Regions from separate parts of the Homo sapiens genome. Here region 2 is linked to region 1. A link is a contact called in ENCODE POLR2A ChIA-PET data. All regions are on one chromosome and are shown on one strand. Each heading gives the region's core, a stretch centred on a gene start or an enhancer-like site at or near the end of the contact. The rest is flanking DNA. Distances are from core to core; before and after follow the strand shown.

Evidence for each region. ChIA-PET counts read pairs that join two places held with the same protein, here RNA polymerase II (POLR2A).
Region 2: POLR2A ChIA-PET joins it to region 1 with 10 read pairs in H1. The contact joins the promoter of LST1 here to the promoter of MCCD1 in region 1. POLR2A ChIA-PET finds 5 or more read pairs at or near these places in 13 of 52 experiments (CD4-positive, alpha-beta T cell, CD8-positive, alpha-beta memory T cell, GM10248 and 8 more).

Annotation. Positions count from the first base shown.
Region 1 is chr6:31,525,639-31,532,037 of GRCh38, forward strand. MCCD1 (mitochondrial coiled-coil domain 1) reads left to right here and starts at 3,324. Exons shown (of 2, transcript NM_001011700.3): 1 at 3,324-3,547; 2 at 4,109-4,594. The coding sequence starts at 3,377. The coding sequence ends at 4,297. It overlaps DDX39B (DExD-box helicase 39B), which reads right to left. Exons shown (of 11, transcript NM_004640.7): 8 at 5,658-5,767; 9 at 5,415-5,559; 10 at 5,141-5,288; 11 at 4,588-4,812. The coding sequence ends at 4,796. ATP6V1G2-DDX39B (ATP6V1G2-DDX39B readthrough (NMD candidate)) reads right to left here. Exons shown (of 13, transcript NR_037853.1): 10 at 5,658-5,767; 11 at 5,415-5,559; 12 at 5,141-5,288; 13 at 4,581-4,812. It also overlaps the pseudogene RPL15P4.
Region 2 is chr6:31,582,519-31,587,526 of GRCh38, forward strand. It overlaps LST1 (leukocyte specific transcript 1), which reads left to right and starts at 3,759. Exons shown (of 5, transcript NM_205839.3): 1 at 3,759-3,797; 2 at 4,682-4,800. The coding sequence starts at 4,782. RefSeq lists an enhancer at 1-260.

The DNA.
Region 1 (6,399 bases), core at 2,074-4,573:
TGTGGTTTGTTTAACCATATACTGCATAGTTTCGCTTATCTATAATAACAGTAGTTTGGGGCTCTTATATTCTAATAATTAAGACTTTAGCTGTGTACACATTGCAATTAAAGTATGAGTCATGCATAACCTTATCACCAAGATACAAGAGGGAAAGCCCTTCTCCCCTTAAACTTTTACAAAGGTTCTGGGTTCTTTTTCCACTTAAGTGGGAAAAAGTCAGCTAATGAGGAACGTAAAGTCTTTGGCCTCATCTAAAGGTGCTTTGGCCCGCAAGTGTGAGAAGCACTGACCGCTGGGAAGTCCTCACTGCCTGGTTCCTGGACTCTTACACCATGGCAGAGGCCATCTTCCCTCCCAATGCAGAGTGATATCCAGATAGCGAGCTGGCTAGCAGCTGTCCACTCTCCAGCAATCCTGCCTTCTGGGGCATGGTTTTCTAAGGACCTTCCTGTTCCTAGATGATCAAAATTGGGACCAGCCACTCCCTTCTGAGCCACTCCTGCCTCTGGGCCTGTGGCTATGTCACAGTCCAGTCACAACAGGACATCCCTTCAGAACACCCTGCAGGAAGCTGACATCTCTATGCAGACTCACACATGCACGGTGTGTGCACAGGCCTTTGGTTCTACTTCAGGAGGTGTTGGGGGAGGCTCACTAGTCCAACAGAACTTGAGGCCAGTTGTACCAGTGTCATATCCCAGGAGCCAAGGTTACAAGGGATACAAAGTGCCCAGACCTACCAGAGAAGGCAAACCCCTACAGCATGCAGGGCTAGACAGGGGCAAGAAACAAGGTCATTCTGGGCCAGCAAGAAGAGGGAAAGGGAAATGACAGGCATACCTCGGAGATACTGAAGATTTGTTTCCAGACCATAGCAACAAAGTGAGTCACACAAACTTTTTAGTTTCCTATTGTGCATAAAAGTTATGTTTGTACTATATTGTAGTCTGTTAAGTGTACAGTAGCATTGTGTACAAAAAACTGTGTATATACTTAATGGAGTCTCGCTCTGTCACCCAGGCTGGAGTGCAGTGCCACGATTTTGGCTCACTGCAACCTCCGCCTCCTGAGTTCAAGCCATTCTCCTGCTCAGCCTCCCAAGTAGCTGGGACTACAGGTGCCCATCACCATGCCCAGCTAATTTTTGTATTTTTAGTAGAGATGAGGTTTCACCATGTTGGCCAGGCTAATCTTGAACTCCTGACCTCAAGTGATCCACCCACCTCGGCCTCCCAAAGTGCTGGGATTACAGGCGTGAGCCACTGTATCTGGCCATATACTTTAATTTTAAAATACTTAATTGCTAAACAAATGCTAACCATCATATGAGGCTTCAGCTAATCCTGATCTTTTTGCTGGGGGAGGGTCTTGCCTCCATGGATCAGGGGCATGGCTGCTGAAGGCTGCTTTGACAACTTCTTAAAATAAGACAATGATGTTTGCCATTTGCCGCATGGATTATTCCTTTCAATATTGTTGTGCCTCAGGGAATAGGGAGGCCTGGAAAGCAGAGTCGGGAGAATGGCCAGTTGGTGAAGCAGTCACAACACACACATTTTTCCATTAAGTTTGCTGTCTTATATGAGCATCGCTCATGGTGTCCCAAAACAATCACAATAGTTAACTTCAGTAACTGATTACAGGTCACTGTAACAAGTATAATAATGAAAACGCTTGAAACATTTTGAGAATTCCACAGCGTGACATGGAGACATGATGTCTGCCTGCTGTTGGGAAAATAGCACCAATAGACCTGTTTGATGTGCTTGACACAGGGTTGCCACAAGCCTCCAATCTCTAAATAAAAAACAGCATCTGCAAAGAGCAATAAAGGGAAGCACAATAAAAGGTACATCTGCAAAGGGGAATCAGCACTTAAGCAAGGTCAGGATGAGCTTTCAAGTCAGGTGGACCTAGACATGAACCCTCCAGGCCCTACCAACAACCAGCTATGGACCTTCGAGCACATCCAGCCTAGAGCTGCCCCCAACAGACACTTCCCCAGTGAATGCTGAATGAAACCATCTGAGCCAGTTTCCTCAGGTGCAAACCAGTGAGGTAATTCCTACCTTGCAGAGTGAAGTGAGAAAAGACAGTGTTAAGAAATGCCGGGTGCGGTGGCTCACGCCTGTAATCCCAGCACTTTGGGAGGCCAAGACGGGCGGATCATGAGGTCAGGAGATCGAGACCACCCTGGCTAACACGGTGAAACCCCGTCTCCACTAAAAATACAAAAAATTAGCCGGGCGTAGTGGCGAGCACCTGTAGTCCCAGCTCCTCGGGAGGGTGAGGCAGGAGAATGGCGTGAACCCGGGAGGCAGAGCTTGCAGTGAGCCCAGATTGCGCCACTGCACTCCAGCCTGGGCAACAGAGCGAGACTCCGTCTCAAAAAAAAAAAAAAAAAAAAAAAGACACAAGACCTGTGGTAGCCTTTCCTTTCTGTCTGGCAGCAGCCACTGGGTAAACCAAGATGGTGCATACAAGTACATCCAGAAGCTATGGAAGAAGCAGTCTGATGTCATGAGCTTTCTTCTGAGGGTCCGCTGCTGGCAGTACCACCAGCTCTCTGCTCTCCACAGGGATCCCCGCCCCACCCAGCCCAATAAAGCACGCTACTGGGCTACAGCCAAGCAAGGTTATGTTACATATAAGCGCCACGGTGGCTGAAAATCTAGTTCCTAAGAAGGCAACTTAACAGCAAGCCTGTCTATCATGGTGTTAACCAGCTAGTTTGCTTAAAGCCTTCAGTCTGTTACAGAAGAGCAAGCTGGATGCCACTGTGGGGCTCTGAGTCCTGAATTCTCACTGGGCTGGTTAAAGATTCCACATACAAAGTTTTTGAGGCTATCCTAGTTGATCCATTCCATAACACTATCAGAAGGAAACCTGACACCCAGTGGTCCACAACAAGCATAGGGAGATGCGTAGGCTATCTGCAGGCCAAGAGAGCCACGGCCTTGGAAAGGGCTGTAAGTTCTACCACACTATTGGTGGTTCTCGCCATGCAGCTTGGAGAAGGTGCAATACTCTCCAGCTCCACAGCTACCGCTAATGTTTGTAAAATTCATACCTAATAAACACTAGATCAAAAAAAAAAAATCACAGACCTGTGGTAGGCTGGGCACCAGTGCTCTAAAGCAAGTTCTGCCTAAACTGGCAGGGACATTTTTCACATCAGGAACAGGAGTTGTTCCTGGACTCTGTCTGGGGCCAGGCTGGGAGAGACGTGGGGCAGAGTGGGGCAGGGGCAGGGGCAGGGCTGGGGGCTGGGGCCTGGGCAGGGCCAGGCACTCAAGTGAGGCCAAGTCCTGGAGCGAACCAGTTCCTGGTGGCCGTTGGACAGCTCACACAGCTCCCTGCCAGGTCACCCGCCATGGTCCTCCCTCTGCCCTGGCTCTCTCGGTACCATTTCCTTCGCCTCCTTCTGCCCTCCTGGTCCTTGGCACCCCAGGGCTCCCATGGGTGCTGCTCCCAAAACCCCAAAGCAAGCATGGAAGAGCAGACCAGCTCCAGAGGAAATGGGAAGATGACGTCCCCTCCCAGGGTAAGTGGCACCACAGGTAGGAACAGAGGGTGTGAGAATTTACACTGGGGTGTGGGAAAAAAAAACCCTCAATCCCACCCTGCACCACCCCACACCATGCCTACCCCTGCAGCTCTTTTCTTAGTTCAGCTACCAACTCCTCTCCCCACCTCCCCCAGCCCAGACCTCAGGGTTCCCTTCCCTCACCCCACCCCCACCCACAACAGCACAGTCCACAAAGTCCTTGAACAGGATCTATTCCCCCTCACCTAACAGTTAATTATTTCTTAGCGGGGAGGAGCAGCTGATCCTCTTTCCAGTGACCCCATATCCTTGTTCAAGGAAGCCAGTTACAGCCCCTGGGCCAGGGAACTCTATTTGCTCCCCCTACTACCACCCAGAGGCCTATGCCCAAGACAGGAAGCTACCTGGCCTTCTCAGTACAGGTGTCCTTAAACGACCGGTTCAAAAACGAATAGGGAAGGTGGAATTTCTCACTTCCAGCCACAGCCTGCAACAAAGCTTCCCAGGGCCTCAGCCCCCTGCCCTGGCTGATGCTCCCTCCCTTAATTCCCTGACCAGGGCCCTGGGACCCACCGCACAGCTGAGCTGGCCCGAGCTGAAGAGTTGTTGGAGCAGCAGCTGGAGCTGTACCAGGCCCTCCTTGAAGGGCAGGAGGGAGCCTGGGAGGCCCAAGCCCTGGTGCTCAAGATCCAGAAGCTGAAGGAACAGATGAGGAGGCACCAAGAGAGCCTTGGAGGAGGCGCCTAAGTTTCCCCCAGTGCCCACAGCACCCTCCGGCGCTGAAAATACACGCACCACCCACCAGGAGCCTTGGGATCATAAACACCCCAGCGTCTTCCCAGGCCAGAGAAAGTGGAAGAGACCACAAAGCGCAGGCAATTGGCAGGCAGTGGGGGAGCCAGGGCTCTGCAGTCTTAGTCCCATTCCCCTTTGATCTCACAGCAGGCAGGGCACCCAGGCCTTATAGGAATTCACCCTGGACCATGCCCTAAAATAACCTCACCCCAAATACAATAAAGGGACGAAGCACTTATAGATACCACAGACACATGTGTTTCATTTTTAGTTTTGTTAAAAAAAAATTCTGACAAATCAGAAATGGGGGTTCAGGAGTGGTGGTGATGCAAAAGATGGAAGCCATGGGGTGGGGGCTGTCAGGGGTGGGGGCAGTAGTGTCTCCTTCACCCCCACCCTGGTGTCCTCTCCTGAAGGACAGACGGTCACATTCCAAAATGGGCGAGTCTTCTACCGTGTCTGTTCAACTGAGAAGAAAACGTAGCATGGTCAGAATAAGGCATGAAAAGGGGAAAGTGAGGCAGGAACACACGGCACACATGCAGACACTGGTGTACTGCCTGGGTTCAGAGGACGGACGTGGGGGTGAGGGAAGGGATGTAATATGATGAGAGAAGACAAGACACCCCACATAAAGGTCAGAAAAACATCCCAACACAGCATCAAAGACCAGGGGGCATGAACCAGTCAAGTGTCCATTATGCATCAGATGCCCATGACCTATGTGATGGGATTTCGGACAAACACACTAAGGAACAGGGAGGACCTAAAGGGTTTCATGAGATCAGTACTCACTGTAGGAGGAGATGTCTATCTCATCAGGCAGCTCACTAATATTGACCTCAAAGCGATCCTGCACATCATTGAGGATCTTGGCATCATTCTCATCGGACACAAATGTGATAGCCAAGCCCTTGGTGCCAAACCGGCCTGCTCTGGCCACCTGGAGGGAGACAGAGGGTAGCACTGGAAGACCGAAGAGGAAAGAGACCCAGAGGCAGGAATGAAGATGTACAAACAGAAAACAAGGGAATGGGAGAGTGGGATTTTTTCAGCCTGTGAGGTTTACCCGATGCAGGTAGGTGTCAGAATCCTCAGGCATGTCATAATTAAAAGCAATGTTCACCCGCTCGATGTCCATGCCTCGGCCAAATAGGTTGGTAGCCACAAGAATTCGTCGTTGAAAATCTTTAAACTGCTGATACCGAGAAAGCCTTTGTGAGAAAGGAAATTTAAAACATGTTGAGATTCCCTTCTCTCAACTGTCTTTTTCTCCCAAGGACACAAAATATCTTTCCCATCTTCAGCTCACCTCTCCTCCTGGGGCATCCCACGGTGGATGGCAATGGCTGGGAAGTTCTGCTCCACTAGTAGCTGGGCCAAGGCAATGCACCGCTGCACAGACTTCACAAAGATCACCACCTGTTGTGGGGTGGGGTGGGGGGTCGCAAATTGGGGGAATAGGGGTCCATGGTGTGTGAGAGACATTACGTGGGAGAGGGGAGTTTCTAGTAATTACGTTCTCAGGAATTCCTCTTCATTTCTCTTATTCCCCCACTATATATTTAGAGCAGAAAAGGAAATATAACTTTACTTCAGCACTGATTTTTCCCTAAGGAAGCTGGCCTCTGAGGTAGCACAGAGTTCAGAAATCAAAATTGCCAGACATGCTAGGAGATGAGGATGAGATCACCTCATGAAAAAGTGATAAAAAACTAGAATTAAGATCTGGAGGGGTAACTGATATTCCTGCTCACCAAAACATTAAACCTAAGGGAGCTATCCTAATTCTAGAAAGCAGTTTTAAATGCAAATAGACCACTCACAAGTATATTAATTAAACACTTTTTTGAGATGGGGTCTCACTCTGTCCCCCAGACTGGAGTGCAGTGGTGCAATCGCAAGTCACTGCAGCCTCCACCCTCCTGGGTTTAAGAGATCCTTCCACCTCAGCATCCCAAGCAGCTGGGACCACAGGTGCACACCACCACGCCCAGCTACTTTTTTTATTTTTTATTTTTACTATTTGTAGAGACGGGCGTCTCCCTATGTTA
Region 2 (5,008 bases), core at 2,509-5,008, 57 kb after region 1:
CCTGCTCCCCTCACCCAGCTTCCTGTTTACCCAGAGCTGGGGTGGGGCAGCTGGATGCCTGGGTTCTCTGAACTGGGGAAGAAGTTGAGGTTAGGGAGACAGGCTCTCAGGGTGGAACCAAAGGGGTCTTTAGACATCTTCTGGCTCAGCAGAGAGAGAAACTGAGGCCCAGGGAGGGAAGGTAGCTTGCAGGAAGCCAGTCAGCAGAGCTGAAATGAGAACACAGATCTCCAGGTTTCCAATGTGGTTTGCATTCTTCTATACCCTCAAGGTAGGTGCTGGAGGAAGAGCTGATCCCGTCTCTGAGGTCAAGGGCCGGACTAGGACAAGGACTGGAATCTTGAGGGATGGATGTCTGGGTTCCCTGAGAAGAACTGATTCCCATACTGGGCTGACCTCCTCCCGTTCCCTTGCTCATCTCCAGCCCCCTGTGCTGAGTGAGAAAGGGAGAGGTAAGCCTTAGCCTCACCACTGACTACTGACTCACTAAGGAGGGATGGAAATGGAGCTTTACCTCCCTTGCTACAAAAAGTAAAGACAGATGGACGAGGCATACTCCCACCCTCAGAGAGCTTCCAAGTCTACAATGAGCCCTATCCATTAGTAGGTGCTTACTAAATGTTTATACATAAATGAATAAAAGGACAAATAAATGCAGGAATAACCAAAACAAAGCAGCAAGGACCACATGAATGGTAGATGTAGGCAGCATGAGTGGTTAAGAGTCAAGGGAGTAGCCGGGGTAGTGGCTTACACCTGTAATCCCAACACTTTGGGAGGCTGAGGCAGGTGGATCACTTGAGGTCAGGAGTTCGAGACCAGCCTGGCCAACATGGTGAAACCCTGTCTCTACTAAAGATACAAAAAGTTAGCCGGGCGTGGTGGCACGCGCCTGTAATTCCAGCTACACAGGAGGCTGAGGCAGGAGAATCACTTAAACCTGGGAGGCAGAGGTTGCAGTGAGCCAAGATTGCACCATTGCACTCCAGCCTGGGCAACAGGCTGAGACTCTCTCTCTCAAAAAAAAAAAAAAAAAAAAAAAAAGAGTCAAGGGAAGAAAGACCAGGTCCAAGGAAGCTGGAAGTGGCTCCAATCATCTCCCCTTCTTGGTAACATCTCTATGTGTTTCCGTAATACTAATAATAATATAGCTGACCCACAAAATGCACTTAACATGTTTATGCCACTGATTTACACACTTTAATAATTTTTTTTTTTGAGACAGGGTCTCGCTATGTCACCCAGACTGGAATGCAATGGCAGGATCATGGCTCACTGCAGCCTTGACCTCCCAGGATCTATGGATTCACCTACCTCAGCCTCCTGAATAGCTGGGACTATAGGCACATGCCACCATGCCCAGCTAATTTTTGCATTTTTTGTAGAGATGGATTTTTGCCACATTGCCCAGGCTGGGCTCAAACTCCTGGACTCACGTGATCTGCCCGTGTTGGCCTCCTAAAGTGCTGGGATTACAAGCATGAGCCATCATGCCCAGCCAATAATTATAATCCTGACAAAAACCCTAAGAGGAAACTGAGGTACAGAGAGGTTAAGAAACTTATGGAGCTCACAGAGTCAGTGGCAGAACCAGAATTTGAACCCAGGCATCTGGCTCCAGAGCCTTGATAACAAGACAGTTTAAAAACTGAATACTGGGGCTGGGCGCAGTGGCTCTTGCCTATAATACCAGCACTTTGGGAGGCCAAGGAAGGTGGATCATCTGAGGTAAGGAGCTCGAGAGCAGCCTGATCAACATGGTGAAACCCCATCTCTACTAAAAATATAAAAATTAGCGGGGCGTGGTGGTAGGCACCTTTAATTCCAGCTACTTGGGAGGCTGAGGCAGGAGAATCACTTGAACCCAGGAGGCGGAAGTTGCAGTGAGCCGAAATCATGCCATTGCACTCCAGCCTGGGTGACAAGAACAAGACTCTGTCTTAAAAACAAAAACAAACAAACAAAACAGTATTAGGCCAGGCGAGATGGCTCACACCTATAATCCCAGCACTTTAGGAGACCAAGGCAGGTGGATCACTTGAGGTCAAGAGTTTGAGACCAGCCTGGCCAACATGGTGAAACCCCTTCTCCATTAAAAATACAAAAATTAGCTGGATATGGTGGCACAAACCTGTAGTCCCAGCTACTTGGGAGGCTGAGACAGGAGAATCGCTTGTACCCAGAAGGCAGAGGTTGCAGTGAGCCAAGATCACACCACTGGACTCCAGCCTGGGCAACAGAGCAAGACTCCGTCTCAAAAAAAAAAAAGAGTACTGACTTGAGATTTGTATGTAAAATTTGCCTTCCTCAGGCCAGAAAAGAAATGGGGAAATAAATACTGAACTCCAGTCAATGTTAAGCTTCTGAAGGGTTTAGATGTAAAATGTACTGATATTTGTAATTTTAAAAGATATTTAAAAGTGAGATGGATTGATAAATATGTGATAAAGCAAATAAAAAATGTTAATAGAGCCAGGTGCAGTGGCCCACTCCTGTAATTCCAGCACTTTGGAAGGCTAAGGTGGAAAGATTGCTTGAGACCAGGAGTTCAAAATCAGCCTGGGCAACATAGTAAGACCCCATTTCTACAAAGCCTCATGTGGTAGCTGGTGTCTGTAGTCCTAGCTACTCAGAAGGCTAAGGTGGGAGGACCTCTGAGCCCAGGAATTCAAGGCTGCAGTGAGCTATGATTTCACCACTGCACTTCAGGCTGAGTGACAGAGTGAGACCCCATCTCAAAAACAAAACAAAACAAAAAATGTTAATAGTAGCATCTAGGTGGTAAGAATATGTTCACTGTACAATTATTCTCATTTCACCCTATGTTTGCACTTTTTAATAATAAAATGTAAAAAAAACAAAACAAACAAACAAAAAACCCTGAATATTATTCAGCATGGGGAACATGGAGGATGGGGAGAAGGGTGGGGGAGGAAGTAGAAGGTTCTTGAATTTGGAAGGGGAAACGCAAATTAATATGGACCCACCCAGGCACCACATCTCCTCCTCACCCCTTGCCTTACAGGCGCTCCCCAGTCTTCACCCTCCTCAAGGAGTGGGTGTGCAATCCTCCAGCACCCATCTCCTTCTCCATCACAGTGCCACTAAGAAGCCTTCACCCAGGTCTCTCCAGAGAGCCTCAGGCCGCTGCCTTTACTTAGTTCTGTGTTCAATGCCAGAATGCTGCCTCCTACAGGAAGTCCACCTGTATTGCCCACACCTCCTTTCCTGTCACCAACTTGTCACCAACTTTCTGTCCTTGATCTATCCACAGGGCTCATGTAGATCTAGTATGGCTGCCTTTAACTCTCATGTTTGTTAATCAGACAGCCAAGCAGCCTGCTGCATAGAGCTGCAGAACACCAAGTGGGTCACCAGAACACCAAATATGCCAGAGCTCCCAGTCTGAACTGGAGCAGGGTACATGTGTCCACAGACATATGCCAAGATCAAGAGGTCTCAACAGATGCAGTGTAAGAGGTAATAGAGAAGAGTTAATCAAGGAAGACACCTGAAGGTGGTGGGTGTTTGCTGACTAGTGGCAGGATCAGTGAAATGACTGGAGCTGAGGCAGATTATGGCCCTAGCTACAGGCCCAGAAGTTTGAAAAGAAAGATGTTGTAACCCTAACCCTGGAGCCGAACTTCCTCTCCTAACAATGCTGGGGAGGAACCCAGGCTGGGGGAGAAGTTAAAGCCAGAGGAGGGGCAGGAATGTCTGAGGTGGCAACACTTCTCTTCAGCCAGACAGCACTGGCCAGTTTGGAGTCTGTCCATCCTGCAGGCCACAAGCTCTGGGTAAGCTGGGAATGGGCAGGGACCTTGGTGGAAGGATGGTCACACCCCAGAGTGGGGTGAAGCTAAGATGAGGGGAGGGAGAGTATGGGTTTGAGTTTCCCTGGGCCGTCGAGGAATCCTCTGAGTCTCTGCTCCCCAAAGAAATTAAAGACAATTCATTTCTGTGCCCACGGCCCTTATGGCCTCCACCTGCACTTCTGCTCCCCACCCCCCAGAATTCCTCTTAAACCCAGAAGGGTCCCAGTTTCCAGACCCTAGTCAGTATATCTGGCTCTGGGGTGAAGAGAACGGCCCCCTCTTCACCCTCAAACAGGAACCAGTGGTTGGAGGGGAGGAAGTGCCTGAGGGGAAGTTATGGGGCCCCAGATACTCCTCCATGCCCCACTTCAGCCCTAGCAGCATCTGCCTGTGGGAAGCAGCTCTCCACACCAGCCAAGGGGGCCCCCACACTCCCGCGCTGCTCTGCGGCTCAGGGAGCAGCCCACCTGCTGGGTGTGCTGATATCACCCTCCCTTCTTCCCCCCAGTGCCCACACCCACCCAGGCCCAGGCTCCTTCCCCTCCATCATCCCCTTACCAGCACCTAGAACCATCCAGGGCTGAAAAGTCCCCTCCAAACCACGTGGTCAGCCCAGGGCAGAGGAAAGGGCTGGGCTCTGGAGTTGGGCAGAGCTGGCCTTAAACCCCAGCTCCACCTTTCTGGGATGGGTGACCTAGTAAAGTCCAGGCTTGAATCTCGGGTCTTTACTTGGGCAACGGGCACCATGATACCCTATGTTCTGGGGATTAGCAGTGAGGAATGGAAAGTGCCCAGCTCAGGGTTGGCACATAAGGGAGGCTCCCCAGCCTGGGAACGATTATAACAGAGGGCCCCTCACTTCACAGATGAGGAACTTGAGGCAAGTCACCAGCCCCTGATCATTTCGCCTAAAAGAGCAAGGACTAGAGTTCCTGACCTCCAGGCCAGTCCCTGATCCCTGACCTAATGTTATCGCGGAATGATGGTAAGTAAAGTGTCTCTTGCATCTGCATAGAGAGAGTCCTGGGAGCTTAGGAAGTGATGGGGAACAGTGATGTATGCAGCTCATGACTAGGTGGACAGGCCTCTGGGGACAGCTGGTACAGGAGGGAAAGGGACCTCACGGGAGGCCCAGAAACCTGGTAAGAGGTGAGGTATTAAGGTCTGGGATGGAGAAGCTCTGAGGGTATATT